4 separate regions of the Homo sapiens genome follow, and all the other regions are linked to region 1. The links are chromatin loops, found by intact Hi-C in ENCODE. Cell type or tissue: Calu3. All regions are shown on one strand.

The links. A loop is a pair of places that touch in the nucleus more often than their neighbours do. Peaks named below come from ENCODE experiments on the same cell type or tissue, not always from the same donor. Only the 100,000 strongest peaks of a DNase experiment are listed, where the experiment ranks them.
Region 2: a loop joins it to region 1, with 2.4 times the contacts of the local background. A loop is called at or near these places in 11 of 110 quality-filtered maps.
Region 3: a loop joins it to region 1, with 2.9 times the contacts of the local background. A loop is called at or near these places in 9 of 110 quality-filtered maps.
Region 4: it touches region 1 in a loop (2.4-fold over the local background); 4 of 110 quality-filtered maps call a loop at or near these places.

The regions. Positions count from the first base shown.
Region 1 is chr17:39,715,983-39,718,482 of GRCh38, reverse strand. ERBB2 (erb-b2 receptor tyrosine kinase 2) reads right to left here. Exons shown (of 27, transcript NM_004448.4): 13 at 2,050-2,182; 14 at 1,878-1,968; 15 at 1,003-1,163. Among named protein-coding and RNA genes, the nearest start is that of MIR4728, 9.3 kb to the left of the region's middle. In Calu3, no CTCF peak of the experiment used is centred here; DNase peaks (open chromatin) are centred at 1,242, 1,881 and 1,989.
Region 2 is chr17:39,662,442-39,664,941 of GRCh38, reverse strand. STARD3 (StAR related lipid transfer domain containing 3) reads right to left here. Exons shown (of 15, transcript NM_006804.4): 15 at 741-2,138. The coding sequence ends at 2,034. Among named protein-coding and RNA genes, the nearest start is that of TCAP, 1.7 kb to the left of the region's middle. In Calu3, no CTCF peak of the experiment used is centred here; DNase peaks (open chromatin) are centred at 11, 971, 1,871, 2,321 and 1 weaker place.
Region 3 is chr17:39,652,654-39,655,153 of GRCh38, reverse strand. STARD3 (StAR related lipid transfer domain containing 3) reads right to left here. Exons shown (of 15, transcript NM_006804.4): 2 at 1,404-1,673. The coding sequence starts at 1,622. Among named protein-coding and RNA genes, the nearest start is that of TCAP, 11 kb to the left of the region's middle. RefSeq lists an enhancer at 591-1,152. In Calu3, no CTCF peak of the experiment used is centred here; DNase peaks (open chromatin) are centred at 402 and 1,123.
Region 4 is chr17:39,616,451-39,618,950 of GRCh38, reverse strand. No RefSeq gene overlaps it. Among named protein-coding and RNA genes, the nearest start is that of PPP1R1B, 9.3 kb to the left of the region's middle. RefSeq lists enhancers at 1-47, 48-548, 216-719 and silencers at 781-920, 1,001-1,100. In Calu3, no CTCF peak of the experiment used is centred here; DNase peaks (open chromatin) are centred at 320, 860, 1,130 and 2,210.

The DNA of each region.
Region 1 (2,500 bases):
CTTATTTGACTCGACCTAATATAAATGTAGTATGTCTATATAAGTGTGCAGAAAAGAGCCTGGAAGGGTGAACACACAAGTCAATGCGGTGGTTCTCCCAGCAGACAGGAGAGACTGGGTGGACAGGGAGTTGAGTGAAAGGGCACGTTGGCTTTGTAACATTTATACTTTTATGTTACTGAAAATGTTTATCACAAGGATGTATTCATGTGTTTCATGTGTAAAGACAACTAAATAAGAAAAATTAAAAGAATAAGGTAGATCACCATGTTAGAACATGGAAAAACATTTCAAGGTTCTGGAAAGTGAGAAAAAGCAATTTGCAAACAATATGTATGATCTATGATTCTATTTGTTAAAAAGAAATATATGACTGGGCATGGTGGCTCACCGCTGTAATCCCAACACTTTGGGGGACCGAGGCTGGCAGATCACCTGAGGTCAGGGGTTCGAGACCAGCCTGGCCAACATGGTGAAATCCTATGTACTAAAAATACAAAAATTAGCCAGGCAAGGTAGCACGTTCCCGTAATCCCAGCTACTCAGGAGGCGGAAGCAGGAGAATTGCTTAAACCCAGGAGGTGGAGGCTGCAGTGAGCCAAGATTGTACTACTGCACTCCAGCCTGGGCGACAGAGTGAAACTCCGTCTAAAAATACATATGTGTGTGTGTGTGTGTGTGTGTGTGTGTGTTAAAATGTGCACAGATAAAAATAACTGGAGAATAATATTAATATATGTTAACTTATATATACATATTAGAATGTGCACAGACAAAAATAACTAGAGGAAAAATATTTCAAATTATTAACAGTGGGGATAGAACTGCTAGGGCATTAATTTATATTTCATGTTTTAATTTTACAATTTTAACAATGTGTTATTTTTGTCATCAGAAACAAGATATGACAAAGGGAGAGTTGGTCCCCTTTTATAGTAAGAGCCCCAGAAAGACCCCTGAAAGGAAAGTCCTCCTTTCTGCAGAAAAGACCGTTGGACTCACGAGTGGGTGCAGTTGATGGGGCAAGGCTGGCATGCGCCCTCCTCATCTGGAAACTTCCAGATGGGCATGTAGGAGAGGTCAGGTTTCACACCGCTGGGGCAGCGGGCCACGCAGAAGGGAGGGTCCTTATAGTGGGCACAGGCCACACACTGGTCAGCCTCCTGGGGGGGGCAGAAAAGATTTGTGGGGGGCTGGCACTGACACCCCCAGGGCAGTAGGATCAGGCCCTTAGTTGGGTCCCCTTTGTGCTTCCCAAGGCCACCCAGCAGCAATTTTCGCCATGCTCCTGGGACAAACACCCTTGCTCTTCACCCAGTCTCTGTGGCCCCTCCCTCGGGGCCCTCCTCCAAGCTTGATCCTGGGCAGGGACTTGAGCCAGAAAATGGGAGGCACCCAGAGAGGAAAACGCATTACCTAAGGTGTAACAGCGAGTAACAACAGTCACTGCTCTGTAGAAAGCCTTTCCCGTGCTTCACTGTGCCAAGCCCTGTTTAATTTCATTCTTGCCACACCCCAGCAAGGTAGGTATTATTACAATACCCATTTTAGGAATAAAAAACCAAGGTTGGAAGCAGGAGCTGGGTCTGAATCCAGGTAGTCTGACGCCTGAGCCCACAGGGCTCACCACCCTAGCACAGCCACAGTCACAGCCACCAACACAGACCTCCTTAGAACCTTTTCATAGTCTGAAGGGCCCCAGTGTCCCCCAGGCCCCTTTTCTGCCACTCTGTTGCTGTTCAGGTCTGAGCGCTGAGCCCTCTCCAGGGATATTTTACCAGATAGCACACCCTACTGCATCTCGCCATCCTGCCAAGTCCCTGGCAATCCCCCTCGCTGCCCCCCTCCACCCAGCTCTGAGCCCGCCAGCAGCTCACCGGTCCAAAACAGGTCACTGAGCCATTCTGGGGCTGACACTCAGGGTGGCACGGCAAACAGTGCCTGGCATTCACATACTCCCTGGGGAGCCTGAGAGAAGGGACAGTGGTGAGGGGGTCTGAGAGGAGCCCCATGCACCCCTCCAGCCACCCTCTCCTCCGCCCCTCATACCCCTGCAGTACTCGGCATTCCTCCACGCACTCCTGGCCCCGAAGGAACTGGCTGCAGTTGACACACTGGGTGGGCCCTGGACCCCAGCAGTGCCCTCGGGCGCACAGCTGGTGGCAGGCCAGGCCCTCGCCCACTGCAGTGAGGAGGAAGGGACCGCAGGGGACTTTTAGGGGAGGCCCCAGGTCCAAGTGAACCAGGGAACTGGCTGTGGGCATGGCTGTGGGCTGGAGGGGTGGGGACAGGTGGGGCCGATGTAGGGAGAGGAAGAGTTCTGAGATTTCAGAAACAGAGGGGGAGGGAAGGATGCCAAGGCAGGTAGGACCCAGCTAGAGAAGCCATGCCAAGAGGCCAAGCCAGCCAGAGCTGTGCTGAGTCAAGAAGGGTGCACAGAGACGGGCAGTCTGCACAAGTCCAAGAACGCTGCTGCCAGGGCCCCCTGGGCACTGCTGTG
Region 2 (2,500 bases), 54 kb after region 1:
GCTCTCCTCTGCCTGGGCTCAAGGGCATATCCCCAGAAGGGAGAGTGCAACCACGTCCTCAGGCGCCTGCACCAAAGGCCTAGTGCCTAGTCCCCAGTCACCCTCACCACACCAGCAGGGGCGGAGACAGTCAACTTCATGCCTGGGAACCTGGGGCATGAGCCTTGGCCAGGTGTTTTCCTTCCCCATGGCCAGTGGTCAGGTAAGTGGTCTTAGGAGACAGGTCTCAGGAGACAGTCAGGCTAGTAGGGGTGGAGGGCCCCCAGTTCTACCCCAACACCTGTGTTGGGTGAAATGGGAATCCAGGGGCTCTGATGGGTGATAGTCAGAAGGCCTGGCTCCAGATCAGCCATAAATAGGCTGTGTGACCATGGGTCAGTCCCTGCCCCTCTCTGGGCCCCTTTCCCCACTTTCTGGCCACTGCAAGAGGACCAGAAGAGCTCTGGAGCCTGCCCGCTCTGATGTGCTACCTGGGAGGGGACTGGCTCTTCTTCATGGGGAGCAGGGGAGACAGATGGCTGTGGGGACAGTCCAGCACCCCAGGAGTAGCAACTCATGGTGCAAGAGGCTGGCAGACAGGTGGTGGGTGTGGGGGGATGAGGAGTGAGAACACTGCCGAGTGGACAAAGGGTGGCAGGAGAGGCAGTGACAGGGGCTGAGCTGAGGACCCTGTGGGGACGGCAGAGTACCCAGGAGCACGTGGGTGCAGAACTGCAGACTATTGATTACTGAGCACTGTCCCCGGTTCTTCATATCTTTTAATCTCATAACAACCCTGTGACATCAGTCCCATTTTCATAAAGTGGGAAGCAGAAGCTGAGAGAGGTAGATTCGCCCAGGGTCACACACCTAGGCAGGACCGAAACAGGATCCACCTGGCTCTGAAGAAGCTGGCTCTGCTGGAAGCCTGCATGCAGGCAGGCAAGGGGGCAGGCCAGCCGGGAGGGAGGAGGAAGGCAGGCAGTGGCCTGGCCCCGCCCTGCGATCCGGGCTCCAGGCCGCCCCTGGTGTGAGTGCCGTGCGGGGAGAGGGAATGGGTGAGTGGAGTCTGGGAGGTCCGGGGCTCCAGGTGGCCTGGATCCCAGAGGTGCCTCAGTGACCCTGAAGCTCAGGCCCCATCTCCAGGCCACACAGTCAAGGCTTGCTGTGGGCACTGCCAGGTGCCCATACCCCCACCTCCATTCCTGGACTAGAGACTTTAAACTTGCCCCGCTGAAGCCTGGCAGGGGGCGGGGCATTTTTTTCTGACCAGTCATCTGCTCAGTTGAACTGGTCAGGAAAGCGGGGAGTGGGGGGTGGGCGGGGGGGGAATGGGGGGCATGTTTCAGGAACTGGCTCCCCGGGCTCCGCCCTCCTGTGAGCCCAGGAGAGGCTGTGTGAGGGGTCTTCCCTCTTCATCCAAGCTGCTGCCTGCCTTTCTCTTCCCTCAAGAGGCAAGGCAGTGGGAGGGGCTGGAATTTTTTTTTTTTTTTAAATTCATGTTTTTAATTGGCTTAATACAAAGGTCCCCCAGGAGGCCCTGGGAGGAGGGGGACAGCCTGGGAGAGGCAGAGATTCATGGCCAGCAGCCCACCCCCACCTGCCACCCACTCCCCAACAAGGGTCCCAGACTCTTTCAATAATCCTAAAAAAACCGACGAGAGCGCAGGCAGATGAAGAGCCCCTTCATCTTCACACGGGTGACAGGCTGCCCTGCCCTGCCCAGGGCCCTGGTCCTCCCCAGCCAAGTCAGGTGCCCAGCCCAGACCCTGCCCTGGCAAGGTGGGGCAGAGCAATCTGGTCCTCCAGGAGGCAGGGCGCCATGTAAACATCAACAGGCCAGACCCCACTTCCTCCAGCCAGTGGGGCCCCGGAGTCCAGTGCTCCACCCCACAGCCTGCTCAGTCAGTCAACTCCAGGCACTGCGTGGCTCGGTGGAGGGTGACAGCCTGGGGCCAGGTCCCATGTGGGCAGTGCGAGCCCAACTGGCACCCTTTCTGGCTCTGGAAGTGGTGGCGACAGGACCCTGGCCCGCAGGGTGGGAGGGGGCACAGTCACGCCCGGGCCCCCAGCTCGCTGATGCGCTGTCGCAGGTGAAAGGCAAATTCAAACATGGTGGCCGCGAGGCTCTGGTGGATGAGGTACCGGGGCAGGCGGCCCTGGGGGAAGGCAGGCAGAAGTCACACTTGATGGCCTGCCCTCAGCAGGGTCTCCCCTTGCAGCTGGCACCAGCAGGGGGGCTCTGGGCCAGAATGCAGGTGCAGCTCTGGAATCCAGCCTGGGTCGCCCTCTCCCACTCACCCCTGGCAGGAAGAACATGCTGGGCCTGGCTCTTGGCACCAGCAACACAAACAGACCAGGGTGGGGCCGGGCTGGCCACCAGCCACCCTTCCTCAGGGCCTCAGGACTCAGAGGTAAGAAGGGGGGGCACATGCCCTACAGCAACCCAGGGCTAAGAGACCATCTGGACCCTGACCCAAATTTTCAAGTAAGAAAGGTGGCTGACAAAGGGGAGGCCCAG
Region 3 (2,500 bases), 63 kb after region 1:
TGGGTAAGGAAACAAGTATTCAATGAAGGATGCAGGTAAGTTTTAGTGTTTGCTTTGATGTTGGATGGGACCTTGAAAAGGAAGTCTGCCTAAGACCTTAGAAGCTCTGCAGAAGGTCCTGAGCCTGCTGGGCCACAGCTTTTTCATGGGTAAGATGGCCCCTAGGGCCATCCATGGCCATGGCTCCAGCTCACTGAAGGTGCCAGCTCATCTCTGGTGCACAATCGACAGTCACCCTCAGAGCCCTGTCTCTCCCTCCAGCTCAACATGCCCAGAATCAAACTTAATCTCTTTGCCCGGAGCTGGCCCCTTCTCTGAGCTCATCACCTCTATTAACAAGACATTGTTTTCTTGTCACATAAGCATGAGACCTGGAGGAAGGGCCCTTGCCATCCGGAAGTCTGATGGGGAGCCCATGCTGCAGAAGGAAAACGAGGGGAGGACTCAAGGGGCTGAGTCCCTTGCTGAGGTCATCGGGCCAAAGCCGAGGAGGAGCTGGGACAGAACTGAGCCTGGGGTGCCCTGCTTCCAGGGCTCCTGCTTATGTGGGCTTGGCCCTGCCTGGAGACCAGATCAGGCCACTGCCAACTAGACTGTGTTCCTGAGGGTGGGCCAAGCACTGCGTGGGGTGGGGGTGGGGCAGCTCTGGTCTCCAGGCTGCCCGGCAGCATCTCATTAGAGCCACTGGGAACTGGGAGTTTTTCCTGTTTTGCTTCCCACTGTGCCCTCTGCTTTTATTTACTTATTTATTTGAGTCAGGGTCTCACTCTGTCACTCAGGCTGGAATGCAGTGGTGCAATCATGGGTCACTGCAGCCTCAGACTTCTAGACTCAAGCAATCCTCCCACCTCAGACTCCCAAACGGCTGGGACAACAGGTGTGCACCACCACACCTGGCTAGCGTCTGGTTTTAGCACAGTGGTTGGGACACAGCAGAGACTCAAAAAATGTTTGCTGAATGAATGAATGAATGAATGAATGAATGATCGAACAAACGAATGAATGAACCAACTGGAGCCAGAGGGCAGTGGCAGGCAGAAAGAAGACAAAGGTTTCAACAGCTCTGCCAGAGCTGGGTCTCCCCCTCCTCCTCTCTCGGGAGCCTCCACTAGGGGGCAGTATGGGGCAGAGGCCAAGAGCATGAACTCAGCTGGAGGGTAGGTTCAAGGCCGTTGCCTTCACACACTTGGGTGCAGAGGGACCTTGGCCAAATGACACAACCCCTCCGAACCCCTCCACATTCCTTCATTCAGAATATGAGAACCCCTGTTGTTCCTCCCAGTCTTCATTTTACCCAGCTAACCAACCCCAGGGGAGAGGCAGCCCTCCCATGTGGCAGATGGACAAACTGAGGCCCGGGTGGCCTGCAACATGGCCTGTGCCCCCACCTCGCCCCCACTCACATTCAGTTCGATGATCCAGAGCAGGGAGATGAAGAGCAGGTCGAAGGTGACGAAGAGACAGAAGGTGCGGCGGACATCAGAGATGGCCCTTCGCTTCTCAGGCGGCGGAAGGAGGTGCGAGGAGAGGCTCTGGCTGTGGGACAGTGAGGAGCCCAGGGAGGCCACGGCAGGCAGGCTGCGCTCCAAGTCTCGGGTCAGCTCCCTGGGCAGCTTGCTCATCCTGGTGGGCCCCCACCTCAGGGCGGGGAGGGCGCGGCCTCAGCAGCAGGGCTGGGGGCGAGGCAGAGGCAGAGTCCTGTCAAACTCCTCCTGTCCCTCCCACACAGCCACCAGGGCCACCACTGGCTCCCAAACGCATTTGTCTCTACACTGGGTCCCAAGCCCAGGGCCCAGGGCACTGTTGCCCAAATGTCCTCCACCAGCCTGGCTCCCAGGCTGCAGGGTTGAGCATTCCGCTAATTATCTGTCCTCCTTCCTGGTGCTCCCTGCCCCAAGCCCAGCAGCCACAGGGTTCACCCCTGGAGGGCTCTGGGGTCCCTCTGCATGGGCACCTACCCCCTCCTGGATCCCTGGGGCTGTAGCCTGCTCCTACCAGGCCTAGCCCTGAGCTCCAGCCTCTGGTCCTGTCAACAGCCTCTGGGCCTGCCACCACCCCCAGGAGAAGAGGGCCCCAAGCTCTGTTCTTTGTTTTCCAAGCACAAAGCCACATTCCCTCCCAGCAGCCAGTCTTCCCCTCCCACCCCCTAATCCATGGCAACTGGGAGGGCCTTCCTAGAGCAGTGTCTGTGTGCTTGGAGCTATGGAGAGCAGGCATCTTGGTCCCTCTCAGCTCCACCACCCCTTGCCCTGCCTAGGTCCAACCACCACCATCTCTGCCTGGACCATGGCAATCTGCTTCTCACGGGTGGGCCTCCAGGCTGCCTCTCTCACCCTCCTGCTCTTCACATAGCCGGCCTAGAGAATGCGTTGCAATGCCCTCCCACGGTTTCCCACCCTTCTCAGGCTAACAGTCTCCTCACCAGGCCCTCTCAGTCCAGGCCTGCAGGTGGCCTCTGCCCAGCCCTTCTCTCTGTCTTGCTGCCACCGCCACTCTGGCC
Region 4 (2,500 bases), 100 kb after region 1:
CAGCCATCCAGGAGATGGAGTCTTCATTCCTGTCTCCCAGGCTACCTGGGGCCCCAAAGCCTTGGCATTGGCCTCTCACATCTCCTAGACCTCTTTCCTTTCTTAAAGAATCCTAGTTCAGCTCCTGGTCCCCGCCCAGGTTCTCTCCTTAGAAGCCACTAAGGAGGACACTGAGCCCCAGAGGGGGAGGCAGAAGCCACCGCACGCCGGAGACGGCCCCTGCAGAATGTGAGGCCGCATCTCCAACTCCTTCTAGGGTGCCAGTCCCCGCCGGGGTCAACGGCGATCCCCACCGCTGCCCCTTCCCGCCGCCACTGGCCCTTTAAGAGCCTCTCCGCGCGCTGCCGTCCCGGATCAGCCAGAGAGACCATTAAAATTTTATGCAGAATGAAAATGGGCCAGGTCTCCAGCTTCCTCGCTCCCATCCAATGATTTATTACTCGCAAATACCACAGAACTAATTAGTATAGTAATTAATTAATACGCATTTGCATATTTGCATGTGCAATTAGTGCAGTGGAGTGATTACTGGGAGAATGAGGGGCCCCGATTGTCAGATGTGAGGGGGAAGTGGCCTGGAAAAGAGTTAGTGGGAATGAACTTTGTAGGGAGCGAGATGGCGGGGAGGGAGGGGCAAGCGCGGGCGAGGCGGGGGGCACCGGGGCACCTCGCTGGGGCACAGGGCGGCCCCGCCCGGGAGCATGGGGCAGGACTCCCCTGCGGGCCCAGGACGCAGGTCGGGGGCCGAGACCCCGGAGCCCCCGCCCCGCCCGGCGCGCGGCCCCGCCCCGCCCCCGCCGCGTGGCATGGCTCCAAGCGCGCGCCTGATTGTTATGCATTGTGTTTCTTGTAGCGAACGGAGCCGGGCGGAATGGGGCTGGCACAAGCTGTTTCCCTGCCACGCGGCGGTGGCACCTTAAAGGGGCAGCGTCCCCTTCCCGCCGCCGCGGCCGGCCCGCCCGGCCCCCGCCGACCCCACCTCCGAGCCGGGGCGACCCGCTCCCCCAAGCCCGGCTCCCCCAAGCGGGAGGCCGCGGGGAGGCCGCCCCGGGAGGGCGCGCGGTCCCATGGGGCGCGGGGCACGTGCCGAGGGAGCCCGGCGGGCAGGAAGTCAGGGCTGCGAGCCGGGATTGGGCGGCTGGGGCGCGCCGGGCGCCGTGCCAGGCGCGGGGCGGGGGTGGCGAGGAGAGAACCGGGAGCAAGCCAGGAGAAGGACAAGGAGGAGAAGGAGCGAGTGGCGGGGGCTCACCGGGCGCCAGGTGCTTGCTCCTAGGACGCCGCTGCTCCTCCTTGCAAAGATTTTGTGAGGCAGGGCTTCTTATTCCCATTTTACAGACAGGAGGGCAGACGGGGGCGGGGGCTGCAGGTAGCTGGTGAGCAAGTGGTGAAGCTGGGGCTCCTGAAGCTGGTCTGTCCATCCCCAAATGTTCAACGCGGTGCCAAGGGCCAGAGGCTGGAGCGCCATCAGGGGACATCAGGGAGGACTTCCTGGTGGAGGCAGCACCTCACTGAGTCTGCAAGGGCTAGGAGGGAGTCTTCTGAAGAAGCTGAGGAAAGTGGTATATACAGGGTGGAAAAACTCCATGGTTAATGTGACTGCTCCCTCTCTGTGTTTAGAAGCAGCCTCCACCCACCTACCCACCCATGAGCAGAACTTGATAGATCCAGGCCAGGGCATCATGGCTCCTGTGACTTGGGGACCTGGCCAGAGGCCAGTTGCCAGAGGGCAAACCCTGGGCACAAGTCCTTCCCAGGGCACCCTCCTTTCCCTCTCCATTGCGGGGTCTGCTGGTCCTACGGTGTGGAGACCACAGCGGTTTCAGAGAAAGGGACACACTTTATAATAGTAAGAGCATGAGCCCTGGAGTCAAGTCAAACTTGGTTCAAATCCCAGCTCTGCCACTTTCTAGCTATGTGACCTTGACACATCAGCCTTGACGGCAACCTCTCTGTGCTTCAGCATCCTGGTCTTTAAGTGGTGGTACTAGGAATCCCTCCCACAGATGTCTTGTCAAGAATAAAATGATTCCTGTGAAGGCCAGTGCCTGGCACAGATAGCACTCACCATTGTCATTATTACATTAATAAGTATGTTATCACACAGAGTGCTGAGGCTCTGGGAATGAGAGGACCCCAAAGTGGCAACAGAGTCCTGGTTTCCAGTCCCAGCTCTGCCACTCACTTATTGTGTGACACAAGGCAGGTTGCTTCCCCTCTCTGTGGCTTCTTCATCTGTAAAATGGGGAGTGAGCCCATGAGACCCTACCTCTCTAGACTATTCCCTTCCCTCCCTGTGGACCCCAATTAAAAAGTCAGGCAGGGCACAGTGGTGTGGGCCTGTAGTCCCAGCTACTTGGGAGGCTCAGGTGGGAGGATTGCTTGAAGCCAGGTATTTGAGTCCAGTCTGGGCAACATAGCAAGACTCTTGTCTCTAAAAAAAACAAAAAACGGCTGGGCATGGTGGCTCACACCTGTAATCCCAGCACTTTGGGAGGCCAAA